2 separate regions of the Homo sapiens genome follow, and region 2 is linked to region 1. The links are chromatin loops, found by intact Hi-C in ENCODE. Cell type or tissue: heart left ventricle. All regions are shown on one strand. Each heading gives the region's core, and the rest is flanking DNA. Links, peaks and the distances in the headings are about the cores only.

What was found. A loop is a pair of places that touch in the nucleus more often than their neighbours do. Peaks named below come from ENCODE experiments on the same cell type or tissue, not always from the same donor. Only the 100,000 strongest peaks of a DNase experiment are listed, where the experiment ranks them.
Region 2: it touches region 1 in a loop (1.9-fold over the local background); 3 of 110 quality-filtered maps call a loop at or near these places.

The regions. Positions count from the first base shown.
Region 1 is chr15:70,435,568-70,443,901 of GRCh38, forward strand. No RefSeq gene overlaps it. Among named protein-coding and RNA genes, the nearest start is that of LINC02205, 66 kb to the right of the region's middle. RefSeq lists a silencer at 1-95 and an enhancer at 906-955. In heart left ventricle, for the core only: no CTCF peak of the experiment used is centred there; a DNase peak (open chromatin) is centred at 3,444; H3K27ac peaks cover 887 bases; H3K27me3 peaks cover 1,202 bases.
Region 2 is chr15:70,280,644-70,288,977 of GRCh38, forward strand. No RefSeq gene overlaps it. Among named protein-coding and RNA genes, the nearest start is that of TLE3, 190 kb to the left of the region's middle. In heart left ventricle, for the core only: no CTCF peak of the experiment used is centred there; a DNase peak (open chromatin) is centred at 4,421.

The sequences.
Region 1 (8,334 bases), core at 261-8,260:
GCCCCATGCCCCCGGGGCCAGGCCCAGTTACATCAGGTAAATAAAAAGGAAGTATGTGGTTTCTTCTTTCATTTCTCTCTCCTGACTTCCTCTGACTGCCAAAATTTGTCTGTCCCATCTGCAAAAATGTGACATTTTATATTCAAAGCAGTGCATGTCTAGTTATTTACTAGATGTGCAGCTAAGACATAATTACATTTAAAGTATTTTCCCCCAGGAATAGTCTTCCTTTAAGCAACAGTGCTCATTGTTTGAAGATCCTACATTTGGCGAAAAGAGTTCATAATTGCCTTGTAAACAGGTCTTGCAGACAGACACAGCAACAGCTACTTCTAAAACCTCCTGGAAGATTCTGGGGCTGAGAAAGTTGTGTATCTGTGTGTCTGCACATGTGTGGGTCCATGTGTCTGTGCATGTCCATTTGTGTGGGTGTGTTCTAGGTATGTGTGTGTGTGAGAGAGAGAGAGCACGTGTTTATGGAACACACGTCTGTGTCTTGTGTGTTGTGGAGGGGCAGAGCATGAAGAAGGAAACTAGTGTCTATTGAGAGCCTACCATGTTGCAAGTGCTTTGGGCATGGCCTTATTTAATCTTCAAATATTCTTGTCTCAGTTTAACAGCTGAAGAAACTGAAACTTAGAGAAGTAAAAGAACTTGCCCCAAATTAATCTGCCCATAAGTTTCAGAGATAGAACTCTGCTTCTCATAGTCTGTCTAGTTTGTGCTAAAAAGACTGAAGAAATAAAAGTACCATGTTGTGTTTTCACTCAGTGGCATACTTCATATTTTCTCAGATTCATTCATATATAATCATGTATATATCATTTTCTGAGTCCCTCCTGTCCTAGGCATTGTGGTAGAAACCTTACATATGCAATCTAATGCAATGCTTACCACCTCTCTGGAAGCGGGTTTATTATTGCCATTTCAGAGATTTAAAAAAATGAGGCATCAAGGGATTAGGTAACTCCCCCTCACAGAGCTGTAATGCAAAGGCAGCTTTGTTCAACTCCAAAGCCCACGCTCTTGCCCTTACATCCCACAGACTGGCTTCATTATTACTCAGTTTTGAGTCTTGAGAATTTAGAGTCTAGGTAGGCAGGAAAAGCATACATGTGACAACCAGAGTTATCACATGGTGGTCTGTATGTGAAGGCCAGCAGCTACCTTACATCACCAAAACTCAGATTATCTCCATCTTCCTGCTCTGCTACCCTCAGTCTGTCGGCTGCCTCAGACTAGTTTTCCTCATGGTTACAAGACAGTTGCCAGAGTTCCAAGCATTGCAAACAGCCTTGACTATACCCAGTGAAAGAAGGTAGACTAGTTAATTCTTATTTCTCTGTCTTTTTTCCTCTTTTTAAATCTTCATTTATTTTATTTTATTTCTACTATATCCTTCTAACTTTTTGTCTGTGTGTATACATAGAGGAAGTTTGGGAAGATGTTTACCTGTTGAAAAGGCATCTTTGTGTACTTTGATGCATGGTTTGATTTGTTTTTGTAATGAACATACAGAATTTTTTAGAAAAAATAGTATCTTTTAAAAAATGATGTCAGTATTCAAAAGAAATGAAACTAATCTCACAGTGTCATTCACCTGCTTAAGGTGCATCATTGGCTTCCCCACCACAGACCGGATGAAGGACAAACTCTATGGCAGTTTATAAGCCCTTCTGTCATGTGGCCTCTGTGTTCCTGCCGGAGGACTTTGGTCCTCAAACATGCAGATGTTTCTGTGCTTCCCGCCTTGGTTCCGGCGCTCTCTCCTGCTGGAGAACCTCCCTCCACTGCTCCGTCAGTGGAAACCCTGTGCCTTCCTCAAGGACCAAACCAAAAATACCTTGCTCCTTGCAGCTTCTCCAGGAAGCTCAGTCAGGAGATATTGCTCCCCTATCTAGAGGCCAGATTTTTGTGCATTTTGCATTGTGGTGAGTTTGGGTCAGTGGCATGCTGGAGCCGGTGGCTTTTTTCCACTCTTGAGACCTGAGCCTGTGCATCTCTTCCCAAGATGTCATATTGGTGTCTTGGAATCGGCCATGGAGAGAATATTTATACCATGGGAAATGACAAATGCTACAATTTTTTTTTCCTTAGGGAAGTTAGTTGTTAAACATTTACCAGCACACCTTCAGTTTGGGTAGGGGTCCATCTCAAAAATTGACTCAGAATTAATTCAGGGAGGCCTGTCTTATTTCGCTCCAAACTCCATCCCTCATGCTGCTAGCACAGTGCTGTGCTCAGTTCTAGAAAATTAGCTTTTGCAAGCAAAAGGGCAATCCAGGACTCCACTGTCATTGCCCCGCTATGGGAGCCAGCCAGCCCATGGCCCTGGGCTGGGGCTATAAGAGCTGCTGCAGTGCAGATTTCCTTCAGGCCTCCTGGAGACCTTGGGCCCCACCTGTTGGAGAGGGAACAAGCAGGGCTTAACAGGAATGATGGAGATGTAAAATGGCCCCAGGCCATCCCAAATCCCTAAATCTTACACAATAGAGAGGCTTAAGTGACTCAGTAAATGAGCCAAGGAGTTCAGGTCTTGGAAAATGCAAAGTGGTTTGCTAAACCATCCCGAGCAGCATTGATCATCAGCTTACTGGTGGTGTCAGAGGGGCCCATCCAGTTCCCTCAGGCACTGTCTGTGCTTTTCAAGAGAGATTGCAAGTGACAAATGAGCACAAGAGGCAGGCCCTGGCAAAGCTCAGACCGGATCCCTGAATCCACAGATTTACAGCTTCAACCTGCAGCAGGCCCGGTCTGTGCATGGCCGGGGTGGAATTAGGGGGCTGGGAGCCCTTCAGAGAACTAATACAACCATGAGTCCAAGCCACTCACATCACAAAATCGTGTGGCCCTCAGAACCCATACCTACATGTGGCCCCAAAGCCGTATGAGAGATCTGGAACAGTATCCTTCAGAGGCAGACCCCAGAAACTGGGGTTCTGACATCCTTAGTCCCAGAAAATGCCCAGTCTGCAGGTCATTCTGAATCACATTTGTTGAAGAAATAAATCTGAGTTCTGGCCTGGCCTTTGCACTGTGCAACCTTGGACAAAACGCTTCTCTCTGGGCCTCGGTTTCTCCATATGGACAATGAGGCACTTATCGAACTTTATGGGCTTAGTGACACCCTCTCCCCACTTCAGCCCTGTCACCTTCTGTTCCTAGGTATTTCGAGCTGTGTGCCCCACATAAGAATGCAGGGCAAGACTGGGCGCTTGCAGAGGTTTAACTCACCCAGCTGGTCTGCACAGGCCAAAGCTTGGGGAGCCCCAGCTTCCCTGGCTCAGGCCCTGTGCAAACCAGTCTCTCGCCCTGTCAGAGGGAGGGACTGCTCCCTGGAGCCCACCCAGCTGGCTGGGAGCTCTCTGCGTGCCTGCCACTGTGTGACAGTCATGCGATGAGAGGGAAGCTCAGCACATGTCCCCAGCCACCATCAGTTGGCGGTTCCTTGAGTGGAGGGATGTCAGAGGCACGTCAACACTTTGGCGGCTGCTATTCCAGGCGGGCGAGGCAGGCAGAGGGCCTGTGGGCGCCTGAGTCTGCAGAGCCAGCCCTCGGGGGAAAGGAGCCAAGACACAGAAGGGGCTCAAGCTGCCCTGCCCCTCACCCCACAGCCTTTGGGGGGCTGGGGAGAAAGTCGGGGATCAGAGAACTATTTTTTCCTGGGTTTTTCTGCCCATTAAACACTTTATAATTTGGTCTCATTTCTTTCTTGATAACTCTACAAGGTAGATACTATACCATTGCCCCCATTTTTCAGAAGAGGCTCAGTGAGGTGGCATGTCCTGCCCAAGGTCACTCAGTCCTCGAGAGCACAGAACTTTCTGGATGACAGCCACAAGCTACTGAACACCACACTCTCAATAAACCCAGTGTTCTGGACTGCGCGTTCACGTCTTCCCCAAATTCCTATGTTGAAACCCTAACCCCCAATGGGATGGCGTTAGGAGGCAAGGGCTCCAGGAAGTAGCTGGGTTCAGATGAGGTCGTGAGGGTGGAGCCCACATGATAGGATCAGTGTCCTTAGAAGAAGAGAAAGAGATAAGGGTGCACTCTCTGCCTGCACAGACCAGGGAAAGCCACGTGAGGACACGGGCAGGAAGAGGACCCTCACCAGAGCCCAGCCATGCTGGCACCCTCATCTCCAGCCTCCAGAGCTTCGAGAAATAAGTTGTCATCTAAGCCCTCTGGTTTGTGTTATTCCTTTACAGCAGCCTGAACTGACCAAGACATCTAGGAAGTAGGTGTCACCCATCCACTTGCTCAACACCCCATATTTCACCTGTTAATGGCGGGGCCCATCTACTCCTAGCCTAGCTGGAGGTGCCCTGGACCCCAGTGTTCCCCAGGCTCCCCAGTGTCTAGAGTATCTTGTGGGGATGTCCACTTAGGACAGGGGGTTTAGTTTGGGAAGCCTGGGTGGGGTTCCCATTCATATGAGGTCCAGGGCGGGTGGGGTCAGGCAGGCTGATGTAACCAACCCCCAGTGGGGAGCCAGCCTGGGACCCAGATTTCGGGCCAGCCTTCCCCTGGCACACAGCCCCAGTGGGGACCCAGCTCAAGGGACAGGCTAGGAGGCTCTGGCTCCCCCTGCCCCCCACCTCGCACGCCTTCTCCACGCTCCTCCCACCAAGCCTCTCCAGGCCCCCACTGTTGCCCATCTCATCTCTCCCACAGGAATAAGCCCTCCATCTCCTTTCCTCCCAGTAAGCTTTAAAGGTCCATCAGAAATTGCTTTAAGACCCATTAGGCAACCACCCCAAAATTGGCCCAGTAAAAACAGGTTTGCCTGCTTTAGAAACCAGGCCACCCCACCCTGCACATGGCTCTTCCCTCAGAGGGCTTTTCTAGAAGGGAGGGGGACAGGGATCACAGATGAACCAAACCAATTTTAGTTCTCTTATCCCTCCTAGGAGGAAATTCAAGCTCAGAGGCTGGCCGGCTCACCTAAAGGCACCCAGAGGGCAACAGCAAGAGCTGGAATCCGGGCCATCCGGGCTTGCCTGTTCCAAAGCCCCTATTTTCACCAGACCCTGCACGTGCTGCCGCCATTGTCCAGACTCCAGTTGCATGAGGCAGCTCTGTGAGTTATCGCTTCTCCCAGCCTCTGGGGACCCCCATCGTTCTCCACAGTTAATATCAGGCCTGCCTTGGGCATGGCCCTGGGACCCTTCTCAGCCTGGGGCAGTCCCAGCTCCCATACTCTTCTTTCTTTATCCCCCACCCTCCATGTGTCCAGGGCTCCTTGTTGCCTCTCTCTCACTTCCATCTTCAAAGCAGGTATTGAGAGCCCAGGGCAAGCTAGAGACTCCGGTTGTGCTGGAGATAGAGGTGACTAAGCAGAGTAAGCTCCCTGCTCTCAGAGTTGATATCCTACTTGGGGGAGGCAAGGAAATGAATACATCAGTAAGATCATCTCTCACAGTGAAGAGTGTCAAGAAGGTGGCAAAAGCAAAGTGAGCTTTCCAGCCTGTCCCCGGCTGTCTTGCCCTGCGTAGGGCCTCACAGGTCCCCTCACTTCACCTGGGTAGCAATCACAGGAGGGGAAGAGGAGGGGGCCAGGAAGACAGGGAAGGAAAGAAACGCCAGGCCAAGCCCTTTGGAGTGTGATGTTGTATGGAACTTCCATACTGACTGTGGAAAGTAGAGATTCTCCCCAGTGTGACATGACAAAACTGAGGGTAAGAGAGGCTGCTCAAAGGCGTAGGAGCCAAAGCAAACTCCAGTTCTCCTGACTCCCATCCGGTCCAATGCTGTTTCCAAAACACACTGCCTCCCATGCTCAAGATGGGGCTGTAGCCATTTCTCCTGTTCCCAGCCCGCATAGCCCCTAACCTGTGACAGCCTCCCTGCTCCTACCCCTGCTATAAATGGCCATGATGTGCAGCCATGGCTGAAAGCACTCACCGAGGTATGCCAGAGACAGTCCAGCTGATGGAGCCATCTCATAGGAAGGCATTCAGAGTTGTCATTTCTTCATGGGCAGTGCTCTCCATCCAGCTGTGTATATGCATTTGGCATCTGCTGTGTGCCACTCTCTCGGTGAGGTGCTGGGCATACAATGAGGCAGGCAGAAGCCTGGCATTCCATAGCTGGGCACAACAGCTCATACCTGTAATCCCAGCAATTTGGGAGGCCGAGGCAGGAGGACCACTTGAACCCAGGAGTTTGAGACCAGCCTGGGCAACATGACGAAAACCCTTCTCTACAGAAATTACAAACATATTAGCTGGGCATGGTGGTACGTGCCTGTAGTCCCAGCTACCCAGGAGACCAAGGTGGGAGGATCACCTGAGCCTGGGGAGGTGGAGGCTGCCATGAGCTATGATCATGCCACTGCACTCCAGTCTGGATGACAGAGTAAGACTCTGTCTCAAAAACAAGAAGCAGCAGCAGTCTGACACTCCAGTGAGAACACAACCATCCGGCCCACCATCACAGAAGTCAGTATGGAATCCCAGACTGGGCAGGGGCTGTGGAAGACAAGACAGGGTGGCACAAGAGCGTTTGATAGGAGAACTGTTGGATTCCAGAGGGTCCCTGAGGAAGGAACAACGATCTGGCATTGAACAGGCAAGGGGAGGGTTAGAGGGAGGAGGAGACACAACAGAAGGAGCAGCCTGTAGGAAGGTACATGGTGTGTTCTAGAAACTGGGAAAAGGATGGGTGGGCTTAGAAGTAGAAGCAGCGAGGAGGGATGGAAGAATTTGGAACCGGGGCTGTCAGCAGGGGCCACACCATGTGTGCAGTGGGCTGTAGGACATGGGGAAGTATTTGGCCTCGATCCTGAGGCCACAAGGAGCCCCTGGAGCTCTTCGACGTGCCTGAGCTTTTAGAAGATGGCCCGGCAGCTGCGCGGGTGCAAATCTGCCAGAGACGGCAGCAGGACATCTGTCAGGGTCTATGAGTGGTGCCCAGGAGAGACGATGGTGCCTTAGAGCGAGGAGGTAACAGTTAGAGGGGGACAGGCGATAGGTTCCAGAGACGTGAAATCCAGGAGGTGAAATTGAGAGGTGGGGATGAGGAAGAGGGAGACTAAGGGTGATCTGAGTTCTACTCTGTCAGTGAACACAGGTGGGAAGATCTGATTTTGGGAACTGCAGCCCACATGGATGAGACTTGCTCGAGGTCTCACTGCCAGGCTTGATCCTGGATTCCGGACTCCAGCTCTGTTTCTCGGCATCTTTCTCAACACGCAGCCCATGCCGAGAAGAGCAGGGTGCCACTGGCTCTTTGTCCCCCTAGACCAAGGGCCCTGGCAGACAGAGATGGCCCCAGTCATCCAGGTGGGCCCCCACCCCTGTTGCCCCATGGCATCACACACAGTCCTGGCGTACAGGGGCCCGATGGTGCATGTGTTGGGTTAGTATGGTTGACCAGGGATCCAGAGAACATGTCTGAGTTCTAATCTGTCCCCAGGGAGTCATACCTCTTGGGAACCCTGTTTAAAATATTGTTTCTGAGGATGAAATCATATCAGGTTATGCAAAAGCCCTCTGAGTAGTACCAAGCCATGGAGGAATGTAAAACATTTTCATTGCACAGCACAGGGAGGAGCTGCCTAGGAAGCTGAGAAGGAACGGCATGACAGGGGCGGGTGCAGCCCAAGCAAAGGCATGAGGTGGGGAAAGCGCGAGGCCACTGCAGGGAGGTGGCAGGTAGATCACAAGGGGCTTTTGTATATATTATCCTGCGGCTCGATCTTCACAACAGCCCTGTTCAGGTAAAATCACTCTTTCCTTTCTCAGATAAGGAAACGGAGATGAATAGCACTGCAGCAGATTTCCCCAGCTCACCAGATCCTAAGCAGCCGAGCCAGCTCCTCTCACCCGCAGGTAGCCAAGCCCTTAATAGATGGGAAATCACTTGCTGAGTTAAAAGTTAAAAGTGACTTATTGATGACAACAGTCTCCCAAGGATCTAGCTAAGGAAGAATTTTCAGTGGCCAGGACCTCTGAAGGTCCAGTTTAATCTTCCAAGGCAATTTGGAGAAAGAAATTGGCCTTTCTTGAGATGGACTGGAGCAAATACATGTGCTCTCTTCAATTTTGCAAGCACCTGTCTCCCAGAAGCAGGGGTGGAGGCAGACTGGAGGGTGAGGAGGGGCGTCCCTGCCAGTCTCTGCCTGCACTCTTCCCCTCCCCCAGCACCTCCGGAGGGGTAGACAGGGAAAAAGAGTCAGCGGTGATACTGTGTGCTGATCAGCAACTTGAGCAAAACTTAATTGCTTCCCTGAACCTGAAAAAATATCAAACTGCATAAATAAATGTGCTTTAAATTATTAATAAAGGCATTCACATCTGGAGTTGGAGCATGAAAATTAATTTAATTTTT
Region 2 (8,334 bases), core at 160-8,159, 160 kb before region 1:
GCTGAGGATACCCTAAACCTTAACATCAAATGAATCATCGTGATGTGAGGTTTCGGAGGGTGATCGTCTTTTCTATTTCTCTTAATCAAGAAATCATTTGTAATTGCCTTTAATAGAGATAAATGAAAACCCACCTTTACCTTATTATAAAATTGGTATTTTCAATCTTTAAATATAAAGTTTCTCAGCCCAGGAGTCTATAGATTCTGTAAAAACAGGAAGCTCCTCTTCCAGGAATTTGAAATTGCTTCAACCTCCTCATCGACTGAGATGGCCAGGCTCCTCTGTGTGCCTGGCTAAGGTTCTAGAGCCCAAGCAGGCCCGCCTCCTGCCCACTAGGGGATCTGCTGACATGCACCCCCAACAGGGCAACAGGGACTAAAGATAGCCCCTTCGCCCACAGGGATACTCTCACATATACTGACAGACATTCATCTGCGTGAACACACATTTATCCACACCAGCTTACACAGAGAAACGTACACACACACACACCCATGCAGATACATGTGTGCCAAGACACACACACGTATGCTTCCATCACACACTGTGGGCCTCCTATACACACACTCCAAGGCTCCTTATTGCCTACAAATATAGAAAGGTGTGTGTGTGTGAGAGAGGGAGAGAGAATAAGAGAGACTTTATTTTATAGGAAGATGGGGAACAATAATTTGGGGCTCTATATTTTAAACTCTAAGTCCTAAGATTTAAAACAATCTATTCTTAATTCTCACCTTCTTCCCCTCCCACCCTGACCGCCACGCTTCATTTTCTAGAAAATCAACAGGTGAGATGCTGAGGATCTGGGGTGACATCAGCAGGTGATACAGGGCAGAATCAGGGCCTTCCTCCATCACCTACTGTTCAGAGAGGAGCAGCCAAGGGTCTTCAAGCCAAAGGGGCTGCCTGAACAAACAGACATGTAGAACTCAAAGCAGGTGGAAGGTTAAAAGGTGTTGCTGCTTTCTGCAAAGCCCACTGTTAACATCTCCTCCAAGGCCAAGAGCAATTCTGTAGCAGGAAGGTGCAGAGGCCTCCCAAGACAGTCTCCTGGAAAGTAACCACTCACGTGGCATCTCATGGGAGGAAAAGTTAACAGAAAAGGAATCTCACAGGAGGTGAAGGGCACAGGCTTTGCTTCTTCAGACCCCAGGGACAGGGTGCCCCTTTTGCTATGAGTCGAGCAGCAGAAACATCTTTGCTGCAGCCCTGACAAGCTGCTCTGTTTATGAGTCACTAGGGAGTCACTCTGGCTCTCCTTCACATCTAGAAGAAACCGTATTCATCTCTGATGACCTTCTACTGAACACGGCAGCAGCAGAACCCCAGAGAATGTCAGAATGTCTGACCCAACTTCAGCCTCTCTCCTGGCACAGCTGGCAGCCAATAGTGTCAGGGACTGGCCCTGGACCAGAGGCCTAAGCATTGGCTTCTAAGCCACTTGCAACCTCAGCTGCCACTTAACTTTCCTGGGTCTCAGCCTCACTTCTGTTACCATGGGGAGGCTTATTACACAGGCACACATGAGTCTCTAGGGTTCCAGAGCAAACCTATCACCCATGACAATGAAGCTTGTAGAAGTTGTTCTTATCTGAGGCTCACTGATCACAACAAAAGCAGAAGATCACTTCCTCAAAGATGTGACAAATGGACTCGCAACTTGATATATGCCCGGAACATTAGAGTTTACAAAGCTCTTTAAGAAAAGTATTTTTCTTTATGCTCCCAACACCCCTGTGAAGATTACATAAGACATTTTTATTCCACCTCTGAAGATGAGAAAATCGAGGCCCCAGAGAGAAAAAGTGTGTTTTTCTGAAGGTCACACATACAATAGATGTACAGAGGCGAGACTCCAACCCAGCACAGGCTCAGAACATTCCAAAGGGCTTCAGAATTCAGGGTATGTCCTCACAAATCCTTTTGGGGTGGTGCAAGAAGCATGACCCTCAGCCAGAATGCAATTACCTGCCTTTATCCAAGGGGGCCTGCAATGTCCACTCAGCACACTGAGAAGGCAGTGACCATGGCCATCATTGCTCTATTCCTGGCACCTGGCATATGGTGCCTGCCACAGAACAAATGATCAGATTATATTTGTAGAATAAATGGGAGAATGGACCCTGGCTGATTGGATGGATGGATGGATGGATGGATAGATAGATGGATAGATGGATAAATGGATGAATGGATGAATGGGTGGATAGATGGATAAATGGATGGATATATGGATGCATGGATGGATTGATAAATGGATGAATGGGTAAATGGATGGGTGGATGGATGGATGAATAAATGGATGGATGGATGGATGGATGGATGAATCAATGGATGGATGAATGGATGAATGGGTGGATGGATGGATAAATGGATGGATATATGGATGGATGGATGGATGCATGGATGGATTGATAAATGGATGAATGGGTAAATGGATGGATGGATGGATGGATGGATGGATGGATGGATGGATGAATCAATGGATGGATGAATAGATGAATGGGTGGATGGATGGATAAATGGATGGATATATGGATGGATGGATGGATGCATGGATGGATTGATAAATGGATGAATGGGTAAATGGATGGATGGATGGATGGATGGATGGATGGATGGATGGATGGATAGATGGATGAATAAATGGATGGATGAATGGATGAATGGGTGGATGGATGGAGGCATGCCTGCATAAATTGACAAAGAATGGTTACAGACTTTGGAGCTGTACAATCTTAAACTTTAATCTTGCCTCCGTGTTCCTAAATTTGTGCCTCTGAACAAACCACTTAACCCCTGTGAGTCTCAGTTCTCTCATCTGTAAATGGGTAGCGGTATCTACCTCATACATGTGATAAAGATGATGTTAGCAACCCATGCAAAGCCCAGAGCACAGTACCTAGATGAAGCTATGCTTCCATCATTGGACTTATTTCTATCTGCTCCTGCAGGACCTGGGTTTGTCCACCATGGCACCATCTGCTTCCACTCCTGCCCATTTCTGCCCACTCCTGGTCTCTCCAGCCTGTTGGGATCCCTGGCCATGCCTGGCAGATGGTCAGTCATTACTGTGGCCCTGCCTGACCTAGGTAGCTCATGGGGGCCAAGCCCTGGCTGTGTTTCCCTGCTCTGCACCCAGCACAGTCACCTCCGTTGTCAGATACCCAGGGCCAGAACAAGTACAGCTACTGGATTCAACCTTCTAGAATTCAGACAATGGGGATATATGTGCTCTAGGATATATGTGTCTAGCCACCTTCCCTGTGGCTGACATCAGGTATTAGGAGAGAAAGAGAGGAAGATCCTTCCCTGTCTCCTCTTTTTCTCACTTCCAACTCTCCAGGAAAGGTGCCAGGAAATGAAAAGGACCCATCTTATCAGTCAGGATGCTTTCTCCTGCATGAAACGGGGAACCCCTACCCAACTGGCTTGAGTAATAAGAAAGCTTGGCCGGGCACGGTGGCTCACGCCTGTAGTCCCAGCACTTTGGGAGGCCAAGGCAGGTGGACCACTTGAGGTCAGGAGTTCGAGCCTAGCCTGACCAACATGGTGAAACCCCATCTCTACTAAAAATACAAAAAAATAAAATTAGCCAGGCATGGTGGTGGGCGCCTGTATTCCCAGCTACTTGGGAGGCTTAGGCAGGAGAATCACTTGAACCTGTGAGGCGGAGGTTGCAGTGGGCTCAGATTGCACCACTGCACTCCAGCCTGGATGACAAAGTTAGACTCTCTCTCAAAAAATAATAATAATAAAATAAAAATAAAGTAATAAGAAAACTGTGAGAGAACAAAAGGCCCAGAGGTAGGACTGAGCCAGCGAGATCCACACTTGGGTCACGAGATGGCTGCTGAAACATCATCCAGGCTCCACGCATCACATGTAGATGTGAAACAGACAAGCACAGGGGTAGGCCACTCATCCGTGAGAAAAACCTTCCCCAGAGGAAACTTCCTCTTTCATTCACAAACTCAAGGTCTCGTAACCCCATGCCAGGATGGCTGGACTCCAGGAGTCTCCCTGCTTTGAAGTGTCTGCGGCCCCAGCTTGACCTGGGCTGCAGGCCTTAGGTAAGGACCTTGGAGCCCTACTCTCCTCCATAAAGGTAATGCAGTCACTTCAATATTCGCTCAATATGTCCTTTGATGGGGACGGACCTGCTGGGCTGGCCTGGAATATTAGCTGGGTTAATTGTCCCTTCAAATGAACAACCAGTTTAATCAAGGACTTAATGCCCTCAGCTATTCAATTATGCCTGCCTCTGGACATGCAGATTCCATTACCACCCAAGCACCTTGCATGGAGGGAGAATGAGATTGTCTGGTGCGTGTGTGTGTGCATGTGTGTGTGTGTGTTGTCATTGCCCACAGGCATTTGTTAAGAGCAAACTGTGGGCCTAGAGCCCAAGCTGGCAGGCAGCACCTGACCTTGGCTGTTGGCTGCATGACCTCATCAGGTAGCTCTGCTTGGTTCTGCTCAAGAGGGTTTTGCCACCACATCTCACTTGCAAATAGTGTGTGTGTGTGTGTGTGTGTGTGTATGCAGCCATTCCAGGACTGACATGTAGCTCTATTCATGAACATGCACATTACACATTACTGAGTTTAAAAAGAAGGTTGCAGACTGCATGCTTACAGCATGATCTGTGGATGGGAAACTATGCTTATCCAGATCTATATGAATATTGATGGACAAGGACTTATCTGAAAGAGTAGTCCTCCCCATTTTCCCACTGTTTACATCTGGGTGGTGAGATGTTAGGTTATTTTGTTTTATTTTTATTTTCTTTATATTCTGGCTATTCTACAAGAACATATACAGTCAAATGAAGACACTACAGCAATTTTTGCTTGGGGACATTTTCTCATGCCTTTCCAAAGCCCCTTCCTGTAAGTAAAGATCACACCTATCTCTCCTCCTGAGAGGTCTCAAGTGTTGCATTGGGACTCAGGAAATAGCTGTGGCCCTTATTCTGTCATCACCTGTTTTGGACACTCTGGGACTTAACTGGCTCCTTCAGAAAATGATTCTGTTATTTATTTCAACAACTTGAAAGGACTTTCATTGGCTTGTGATTATAGGCAAATACATGATCACTGGTAAAAATTTGAAAAATGCAGAAAAGCATATAGAAGTAAACACCACCCACAATCACATCAACCAAAGAGATCCACTGATACCATTTTGTTGTATTTCCTTCTAGTCTTTTTTCTGGGCAAAATGGGGGATTAGGACCTGGAGGCAGGCTTAAGTGTGGGTGCTGACTCTTCAGAGGCAGCCAGTGTTCTGGACCCAGTGCTGCCACTTACCAGCTGGGTGGCCTTGGCTGGGGACCCCACCCGCTCAGCCCGGTTCCTTATTTGTAATGTGGGAATGATCATCACAATGCCTTTCTCATACGGTATTAATGGAAATGAGGACTAGAAAGCTTCAGCACTATTCCTGGCACAAAGCAGAACATTATTGTTAGACTATAAACACTATTTTAGAACCCTTTCTCTCTTTCTGTACACCAGCCTCATATCACTTCTCCCATTGCAAGCAGTTGCCATGCGGATGACAGAAGATGAGGCAGTCGGTGACTCCTGGCTCTGGCTTCACACCAGAATTATCTGGGAGGCTTAGAAAACACTGGTGCTTGGGCCCCACCCCAGCCTAATTAAATAAGAATTGTGGGGGTGGGGCCCTGGCATTGGTTTTTCTGGAAAGCTCCCCAGAGGATCCTAATGTGAGCCCTGGCTGAGCACCACTGGTGCATGTCAAAGTGCTTTAGAAAGGCCAGAGAGCTACATAAACAAAGGAGTTATTATTATTCATTAAGGATACTTCTCTGGGGGTGGAAATGAGTTCATTGACTCCTCCTCACTCTCACCTGATCCTTCTAGTGGGACACGTTGGCAGAATCACAATCTCCTGCTCAGAGTGGGGCTTTAGGGCTCATAAGGCATTCTTACCACTTCTGGAGCTGAGGGCTGCATGGTTTTCTGAAGTGTCGACGCTGTCCCAGGCACTGTGCTAAGCTGAGCACTTCACATGCAGAACAAGGGAAAAGGCACTTCTTCACATTGCACCAGCCTCTACAGAGGGCACTTGGTAACATTCATCAAAAATGTAATATGTACACACCAATGCTACTCCCAGATATAACTAATGGAAATGAGCTTTAATTAGTGCTCCCCCAAAGAATGTATATGGCAGCATTATTTACAATAGCCTAAAACTGGGAGCAACCCAAATGTCCATCAAGGGTTGAATGAATAAATAAGTTGTAATATAGTCATACAATGAAACACCAGCCAGCAATGGGCGGGGGGGGGGGAAGCTACTGCTAAACACGACATGGGACATGGGGTGAATTTCACTAATGACATCTTTTTTTTTTGTTTTGGATACAGGGTGTCACTCTGTCTGTCACCCAGGCTGGTGGAGGGCAATGGCGCAATCTCAGCTCACTGCAACCTCCACCTCCCGGGTTCAGGAGATTCTCTTGCCTCAGCCTCCCGAGTAGCTGGGATTATAGCTGTCCACCACTATACCCCACTAATTTTTGTATTTTTTGGTACAGATGGGGTTTCACCATGTTGCCCAGGCTGGGCTCGAACTCCTGACCTCAAGTGATCTGCCTGCCTCGGCCTCCCAAAGTGCTGAGATTACAGACATGAGCCACCGTGCCCAGCCCACAGATGTCATCTTGAACAAGAGAAACCAGATACAAAGAGTACATCAATTCTTTATGATTCCATTTATACAAAATTCAGAAACAGGCAAAACCAATCCTGGTGGTAGAGGTCAGACTAATAAATTGCCTTGGTACAAATAAATTGTCCTGGATATCCACCAAGACAAGCCATGAGATGGGGCTGGAAACATTCTATGGTAACCTACACCTTCATGTGGGTGGTGATTGCACAGGTATATACACAGCCTGTGTATCACATGTATCAAATTTATTTGGCTGTACACTCTTCTTTTTGCAAGTTAAATTTCAAATCAAATTTTTTAAAATGCAAATAAAATTGCATATATCCTTGACCCTCATGGCTCCATGTCTAGAATTTCTTTTTCTGTGGGTGTATTTGCACAATGAGGATACTACATAGGTACAAGATTATTTATTGTAACACTTATTGTAAGAGCAAAAAATTAGCAAGAAACAAAAATGTCCATCAATAGGGGCAGGTTAGATAAAGTACGGCTCTTTACCATGCAGCATGACACCGCCATGCAAAAATAGAAACAATCACCAGCATATGTTCTTAAAGTGAAATAAAAAGCAATGTGCAGAGATGCATAAAGAATGGGCTATCCTTGGGGTTAAAAAATATAAAGAGAGAGAGAGAGAAAGAGCTTAGTATATGTAAGAGTAAAATGAAAAAGCTCTGGAAGGACTTATAAGAAACTAGAGATTAGTTGACCATGAAGAGGGGACCTGGGTGGCAGGATAGGGTTGAAGGAAACTTTTCACTGTATATTTTTTATGCATTTTGAATCTTGAACCTATTAAAATTTCTTTTAAAAAAAATCTAAAACAGCCAGCCCCACATTCACCTTCTTCAAGGCCTATTGCTGTGATACAATTCCAACGTTCACCTTGGCTAATACAATCCCAAACCTAGCCCCATTGCCCCCGCCCTGCCATCCCTTCAATACTCTACTTCCTGATGCCTTGAACATGTGACATGACTCTCATACCTTCCCTAGGCCTTTATATCTGCCGTTCTCACCTTGGGATATGCCCCATTTCTGCCAGGTGTCACCTCCTCCAGAAAGTCTTCCCAGACTTCCCCAGACACCTCCGGGCTCCTGGAGCCCGTATTTTTCATATATCATTTCTCATGTGTCATTTGTCATACAGTTCACAATAATTGGTTTCCAGGCCTATGTGCCTTACTGTAATGTCAGCACCCAGCATAGTGCCTGAAAGTAGGGATTATGGAATGAATGAATGAATGAATGGGTGGTTTTTACCAGGATGGGAGCTGAGGAACAGCTTTTGTCTTTTACACATCCTGTTGAGTTTCCAAATTCTGTATAAGCATGAGCTGTGCCTCAGTTTTCTCATCTGTAAAATGGGAATAATAACAGCTCCTACCTCACAGAATTATGTAGTGAGGATTAAATGAGTTACTACAGGTAAAGCATGTAGCAGTTATTATTATTTCCAAATCACGATATTGTGATAAAGGAAGAAAATATATTCCAGTGAGTCTGAATCCAGACCCCCAGGCAGTGTCTCCATGACTAACTTTTCTTTCCTGTGACTTTTCAACAGACTAGGGCAGGCATTGTAGTTGAGGGCTGGCAAGGTTGTCAAAGGCCCCTGATCCTCCA